Regions from separate parts of the Homo sapiens genome. Here region 2 is linked to region 1. A link is a contact called in ENCODE Hi-C or POLR2A ChIA-PET data. All regions are on one chromosome and are shown on one strand. The core of a region is the stretch at or near the end of the contact, and the rest is flanking DNA. Distances in the headings are between cores, read along the strand shown. Region 1 overlaps WWC1 (WW and C2 domain containing 1). Region 2 overlaps WWC1 (WW and C2 domain containing 1).

Region 1 (3,808 bases), core at 827-3,326:
CAAGTCACCTGGTTCCCATACAGCTGACTTTTCCCAGCACTGGAAACACGACGCATGCCTAGACCTTTAGAGAATCCTAATTTTGCCCACCCCCAACTGTCCTGTAACAAAGCTTGGTTCACCCAAAAATGCCAGGGAGTCTCAAACCCAAGGCTAGTTAAAACTATTGGGAAAGGTAGGCCCCCTTTCCACAGGGATTGCTAACCTGGTAGTGTGTAAGCTCCGAATTGCTGGGAGTTGCCTGGCCACATTGACAGGAAAGTCTGCTGGAGGGTAAAGCCAACATAAAGGCAAGCAGGGTGAAGAAAAGGAGAGAGACTGAGTCTGGGTAACATCATCTGAGTCCCTGGATCCAGCTGTGCCTGAAGCTAGGTATCTCAGGACTTTGGAGTTAAATAACACAATACATTCCCTTTTTTGCTTTCTCTGGTTTCTATTAGATTTCTGTCATCTCTGCAAAGAGTTCTACTATTCACACAGAGTTGGCAGAGGGGCAGAGCTGGGCACTGCCATGCTTCACCTGGCCTGGCTGAGAAGGTCCACAGGCCAGGCAACTTAGTCTAGGAAGGAATGGATGCAATGTGCCTGGCTTCCATCCACACCACAATGCCCAGGGCATTCTTTGCCAGTAACACTGGCTCAGAGTACAGAAAGATCATGAACTTGGCCGGGTGCGGTAGCTCACATCTGTAATCCCAGCACTTTGGGAGGCTGAGGTGGGTGGATCACAAGGTCAGGAGACTGAGACCATCCTGGCTAACACGGTGAAACCCCGTCTCTACTAAAAAATACAAAAAAATTAGCCGGGCGTTGTGACGGGTGCCTGTAGTCCCAGCTACTCGGGAGGCTGAGGCAGGAGAATGGCGTGAACCCGGGAGGCGGAGCTTGCAGATCGCGCCACTGCACTCCATCCTGGGTGACAGAGCGAGACTCCGTCTCAAAAAAAAAAAAAAAAAAAAAGCAAAGATCATGAACTTAAAGACAGATTGTCCAGGATTCAAATTCTGCCTCTACCACCTGGAATAGTCATGAAATATCTTGGTCTTACCTTTCTCCTCTCTAACATGGAGATAATAAGATAGACCCTGTGCTATAAGGTTGCTTTTAAAATTAAATGAGAAGATGCATTGCTTTTAAAATTAAATGAGAAGATGCATGCACAAATGTTTTAGTACAATAAACAATCTCAGCCAAGGGTAGTGGTGCGTGCCTGTAATCCCAGCTACTCAGGAGGCTGAGGTGGGAGGATCAATTAAGGCCAGGAGTTCAAGACCAGCCTGAGTAACATAGCGAGACCCTGTCCCTAAAAAAGAAAACAAAGTAATTAAAAATAAAAATCTCTTTAGGCCTATAACAGATGCTCTAAAAATGTCAGCTTTGATTATTATTTTGATTTTACTTGTGGTAGTGGAACCTGATTGCTTAGGATTCTGTGAAGCCACAGAACATCTAAATCCCAGAGGTCTACACTGCTTAAAAGCCCAGCTTGCTCCCAGCTGTGCAGGAGACACTGAAGTGGGTAGTGTCCATAATCTTTTTAGCCTGTTGCTGAAATTCCAGTTGTACTCCTTCAAACCAAAATGCTTACAGGATCATGGGAAAGCCTCGGTTGCAGAAATCAAGACAGGCAAGTGGGAAGATAACTCGGCTTTGAGGTTAAACAGATCTGGGTTCAAAGCATAGTTTCACTCTCTGTCTTGTGAAGTGTCCTGGGTGAGTCATTTCCTCTCTGAATTTCAGAGAGGATGAAAATATAAAAAGTATAATAACTATCTTCATAATCTTTGTGAGGATTAAAGAAGACGAAGTGTGTGAAAAGCTAAGCACAGAGCAGGCATTCTACAATAGTAGTTATTATTTTTGGAACCATCCCGCCCCTAGCCCCAGCCCAATTACCTTCTCTTAGCCTCTTCATATCGAAGGCGCAATCTGACCTTCTCTGCCAACTGATTGTTGCTGTTGATGCCGAACTGGAGGAGAAGAACAAAGTCAGGAATTATGTGGCTGTTGTGGCCGGTGCTGAGTTGGGTTTCGAGGGCTCATGAGAGACTTGACAGCTTGCGTGGGCAGTAGCCAAGAATAGCCCCCGGTGACTGGGCTGGCGGTGCAGATCGCAGGGAAGCTGGTTAAGCAAAAACACTTTCCTCCCTTCAGGCCACGGGAAGAACCGTACGCTCAGACATCGATCACTTTGAAAATAGAAGCCAAAAGCCCAGAATATCATCTTGCAGCCCCAAATGGCTTGGCTTGGTGCCCATTCAAGCCACAGAAGCATGGAGGACAGTTGGTGAGGAGGAAACAGGGATAGCCAATATCAAGAAACTCATTCTAGGGGCACTGGTGAGGGGATCCATAGAAAACTCAGAGGCTGCAGTCAGGAGTGAAACACTGGGTAGTTGGGGAGAAGACCCCTGCACTCACAAAGAGGGGTACAGTTCCTTTACAAATACTTTGGCCTGCAGATGGCTAGTAGCTGGACACATGGTGGTATGGGGAAGGAAGGGACAGCCTCTTTTTCTGTGCTAGTCTGTTAAGAGCAGCAAGAAGCTACAAGGCTCACCGGTCACCCTTGGACAAGTGGGAAGACAGCTATGGAACTTAGATAGGAACAGCATATAGAGGCTGTCCGCCACAGAGGCTGGAAGGCAGATTCGTTCAATGTTGCTGGCTCTAGTAAAACAAAAGCTCTCCAAAAGTTACGAGGCACCATGGTTCAGCCCTACTCTAACTCTTTCCTGAGCCACATCTGGACAGTGCTTTCACTATTCATAACTAGGACTGGACTGAGCTTTGGAACTGGGAGTCAAGCAGCTGCCTGAAAGCTGCATGCATTGTTTTGAGACTAACAGGAGGAAAATATCCTCTGCTGTCCAGCTGGGGAAAGAAAAATGAAAATGGAACTGCAAAATAGTATGGAAAAAAAAAACCAGAGAAAGACATTTTGTCCTTTAAACATGCTTTCTGTGCAGCATTAAGAGACACAAGCACCTGGCCAGGCAATACTCAGGGCCATGACGTCCGTCAGTGCAGGCTTTTCCTCCACAGCATCACATCATATCCTCCTGGGGCCAGGAGGTCTGTAAGAGAACAGAGCTCCAGAGGGCTGAGGCAGCAGCCAGCCCTGCAGAGAACCCCTGGCCAGCTCCCTGGTGAGCCATGAGAAGGCAGCTGTCCATTACAGCAGCCTCCCAGCTGCCATCCTGTGGAAGGCCCCCAGCAACCTGCCCCGTCTACTCACGCTTCCCGAGATGTCTGTCTGGGAGCTCACATCCAGGTACTGTTTCGGTAGCGGGAAACTCGAACTCTCCAGAGAGCTGCTGCTGGACCACAGGTCTGAGTGAGACCCCCTGTCAGTGCGGAAGCCGTCCTTCAACATGGCAAGGCTCTGAAGGAGGGGAGAGCAGGGTTAGTGATGCGCCTTCCCAGGAGGGAGCTCTGGGTCTGCCACGCTCCCTGTGCTTCCCTCTCTACCCTCCCTTAATTTAGGAACCTGTGCCCTCCCCAGATATCCTACTGATCCTGTGATAGAGAGCTAGCAGTGAGTGGGTCCTTGCTGTGTGCCAGGCTCTGCGCTGGGCCTATGACATAGGAGAAACCGGTGTGGATGCCGACTCTGGAGCCACATGCCCTAGTTGGAATCCCTGCTCTGCTGCTTCCCAGCTGTGTGACTTGACCTAGCTGAATAACCTCTCTTTGCCTCAATTTCCTCTCCTATAAAATGGGAATAATCAGCTGGGTGCTCATGCCTGTAATCCCAGTGCTTTGAGAGGCCGAGCTGGGAGGATCACTTGAGGCCAGGAATTCAAGA
Region 2 (3,758 bases), core at 717-3,216, 78 kb after region 1:
AGCCTGAACTCCTGGGCTTAAATGGTCCTCCCTCCTCAGCCTCACCAGTAGCTGGGGCCACAGTTGTATACCACTATACATGGCTTTTTTTTTTTTTTTTTTTTTTTCAGTAGGGATGAGGTCTTGCTAAGCTGCCCAGGCTGGTCTCCACCTCCTGGGCTCAAGGGATCCTTCCCCGTCTTGGCTTCACAAAGTGTTGTGATTATAGGCATGAGCCCCCTTGCCAGGCCAGGGAGAGTAGACTTTAAGAGCCATGACAGAACATAAAGTGTTTTATGCAAGGGGATGATCAGGCTATAGTTCTGTAAGAATCTTGTAATGAGTTCATCTTGAAGGAGTGGGAGGGGGCTGGTAAGGGATAGCAATTTCTGAGTCCTCAGCATAGAAGGGATAGCAATTCCTAAGTCCTTAGCATAATGAACCTGGGCTGATAAATAGGGAAGCTGTGCAGGTAAAGCCTGGGCGGGGGGATGTGCTCCTTCCAAATGTCCCTCTCCTGCACTCTCTCCTTCAGGACAGTTCCGCAGCCACACCAGTGCAGAGCTCAGTGTTTCTGGACAGATAGCACTTCAGAGCAGCCTCTACAGGTTGCAAAAGTCACAGAGGTGCTGCCCATCATTATGAACCTCTAAACCTAGACCTGGCCTCACAATGAGATCTTGTCTGGGAGAAGAAGTCACATTCTCCACAAAGGGCTCACAGCACCAAGGGTGCATTCTCAGGCATAAAGGTATGAAGAGACGGTCAAGGATTATAAAGATGCACATTTTCCATGAATCTCAAGGGTGCAAAATAGGCATCATCCACTCCCAGCTCCCGAAGGGAAAAGAAGGTCTGCAGATGCATGCTTGACATTATACATAGGGGAGGTACTCAAAAAATACTTGAGGAAGGAGAGGAGAAAGGGAAAGAGGCGGGCAAGGAGATAGTCAATTGGTTAGTGAATTCGTAGTTTCTTTGAAACCCCTGTGAGCTTCATGGAGTCCTTGGTCCCCTACAGATGCCAGTTGGCTTTCAGCCTGGTTAGACAGAGAACCAAATCTGGCTGCCTGGCACCGGGGGTGCCATCCCCAGAGATGCTGAAGTCAGGAGGTCTGAGGTGGGGCTTGAGACTTGAAGGGTTCCCCCACCATTTTTAATAAAAGTGAAAAATGGCCAGGCACAGTGGCTCATGCCTGTAATCCCAGTACTTTGGGAGGCTGAGGAGGGTAGATTGCTTGAGCCCAGGAGTTTGAGACCACCATGGCCAACAGGGTGAAACCCTGTCTCTACAAAAAATACAAAAATTATCCTGGTGTGGTGGCTCATGCCTTCAGTCCCAGCCACTTGGGGGACTGAGACAGGAGGATGGCTTGAGTCTGGGAAGCAGAGGTTACAGTGAGCTGAGATTGTGCCACTGCACTCCAGCCTGGGCGGCAGAGTGAGACCCTGTCACAAAAAAAAAAGAAAAAGAAAAAGAAAAAACCAAAAACATACAGAAGTAACCCACAAATACAAGTAACAAGAAACTTTTCCCTCCTCACCTACTATGCAAACCCTTAAGTTACAGGGAAGTTAATATTTCCAGTGTGCCCTTCCAGAAATGTTTTCACAGACATATCAGCAGGTACACTAACCCAGCACACATGCATGTGCACACAAAAACACATATACATGCTGATCAAATACATACACATATTCTACTTCATTACTAAGAAAGTATCACTTATAAACAGAATTATTAGATGCAACCAGAAAAGGAAAACACTACCAATAAGTTATGACCCAAAGCTTTCCTTACCTTAGAATATTTATATGTACTGAAAAAGCTCAGACTTTTTTTAGATATGGCCTTTATTATATGACTCTCTTTTCCATGTATGACAAGGAAGTTAAATGAAATGAATGAACTATGGTATAAGATTGAGCCCCTTCTCAGCTCTGAGTCATCAGCACCTGTGTGTTTCTCATTCACAGTGTCATTCTTTTGTGCTACTGAATGTTAAGGCATTTATTTTTTATCTTTTTTTTTTTTTTGAGACAGAATCTCACTCTGTCACCTGGGCTGGAGTACAGTGGCATGATCTCAGCTCTCTGCAACCTCCACCTCCTGGGTTCAAGTGATTCTCCTGCCTTAGCCTCCTAAGTAACTGGGATTATAGGCACGTACCACCACGCCCGGCTAATTTTTGTATGTTTAGTAGAGATGGGGTTCCCTCATGTTGGCCAGGCTGGTCTCAAACTTCTGGCCTCAAGTGATCCACCCGCCTTGGCCTCCCAAAGTGCTGGGATTACAGGCATGAGCCACCGTGCCCAGCAGCATTTCTTGAAAGAGAATTCCGTGATTCTCTTCCAAGCCGCTGACAATTACTTTGAATTTTGATTCTAGCACTTTCTTGACTTCACCAGAAGATGTCAAAGAAAGTTTTTCAATAAGAACAAAGACCTGTTTGCAAATGGTTTTTCCACGGTTTTCAATGAAAACACAGAGGGGCCACAGCTATCACGTTACCTTAACAGAAACGACATTATTTGTGCATGGTGCAAGCAACGATAGCAATGGCCAACAGCATTGATAAGAGTACCTCACATTCGAAGATATTAACGTGCAAAACAAACAAGTTCATCTTAAAACTGATCAATCACACTGTAGGACATACACAATTTCCCTTAACTCACTCTCAGTTGTCTTGGGGTTGCAAACTCAAATTCCAGCATGACCCAGGCAGGTAACCCAGTGAAGTGGGAAGGGTGGACTGCAGTGAACACAAGCTTTCAAAGGGTGGTCCTGGAGAAGCAGCTATTTCAAAACCATGTGGGCCAAACATTTCTATGGAACAGATAATTCCTTGAAGCCCATCTGTAAAACTCTAGTTGATGGGAGTGTATACTTTTAACTCCATTCTTTAAACATATAAACTACTGTTTTGAATCTTGCTGAATGCTCCATCATGTATCTTGGACTCCTTTCCCTATGAGCACCTGTAGCTCTACCTTAGACTTGTCAGTGTCCACAAGGTACTCCATTGCATGGGTGCCCCAAAATGTATCCACACAGCCCCCAGGGAGAGAGATTTGGGCTGTTTGCTGGGCTTGCTACTCTTACATACAAGGCTGAAGTGAGGAAGTGGCAGGGCTGCAGTTCTGAAGCATGACCCCCTCGAGAAGTGGGGAAGGGGTGGACATTCTGACATCCCCAAACTGGAGAATGGCTATGTTAGTCACCCAGCTCGTCTTGGCAGCTCAGCACTGAGGGTTCGAAGCTTCTGGGAAGGTCAGGGGAAGGACTGGTTGTAGAGGATTCTGAATGCACCAGCTCTTTTTATAGTCAGAAGATTCTGCAGCTTTAGGGGAGAGGTGTGGCCAACTCTTCATCCACCTCTGGCTTCCTCAATTGCAGAGCCCTGTAGCCCCCAAACCCGACTGCTGCCTGCCAACAGTCCCAGACACCCTCACTGCATCCTTCTCTCTGCTTTATGTTCCTTTTCTTCCAACAGCCCCAACCCCTTCCAGACTAACAGAGGAAAGAGAAGAATGAGTGCATGTAGGATGGGGGGAGGTCTTAGCTGTATTTGCCCCAGGATCACCTCCCACTACCTCTTCCCCTTCTAGCACATTCCATGCATACATGGTGGGTGCATAGAAGTAGGGGTAACAATAGTGACCTCAAGAACAATTGACAGTGTTGAGAAAACACGAGCCAATTAATCATCATAATTCTGAAGGTGCCTATTGTTAGCTCCATTTTATTGATAAGAAGAAAACTGAGTCTCAGAAAA

The links. Hi-C counts contacts between places; a loop is a spot of excess contacts on that map. ChIA-PET counts read pairs that join two places held with the same protein, here RNA polymerase II (POLR2A). Pooled maps may share reads with other maps.
Region 2: a loop to region 1 is called in a pooled map, with 5 times the contacts of the local background. The contact joins two enhancer-like sites. A Hi-C loop is called at or near these places in 6 of 168 maps with a recorded cell type or tissue (Caki2, Calu3, DLD1 and 3 more) and 6 of 50 pooled maps. POLR2A ChIA-PET finds 5 or more read pairs at or near these places in 4 of 52 experiments (AG04449, H1, MCF 10A and 1 more).

Annotation. Positions count from the first base shown.
Region 1 is chr5:168,408,084-168,411,891 of GRCh38, reverse strand. It overlaps WWC1 (WW and C2 domain containing 1), which reads right to left. Exons shown (of 23, transcript NM_015238.3): 7 at 3,239-3,385; 8 at 1,897-1,970. Among named protein-coding and RNA genes, the nearest start is that of RARS1, 76 kb to the left of the region's middle. RefSeq lists an enhancer at 1,362-2,561. Within about 2 kb of position 2,076, at least 8 of the 41 ENCODE cell types and tissues checked have a DNase peak (open chromatin) inside an H3K27ac peak, as active enhancers do; they include PC-9, where a contact is called at or near this core.
Region 2 is chr5:168,330,404-168,334,161 of GRCh38, reverse strand. The region is part of intron 1 of WWC1 (WW and C2 domain containing 1); the gene reads right to left. Among named protein-coding and RNA genes, the nearest start is that of WWC1, 41 kb to the right of the region's middle. Within about 2 kb of position 1,966, at least 2 of the 41 ENCODE cell types and tissues checked have a DNase peak (open chromatin) inside an H3K27ac peak, as active enhancers do; they include PC-9, where a contact is called at or near this core.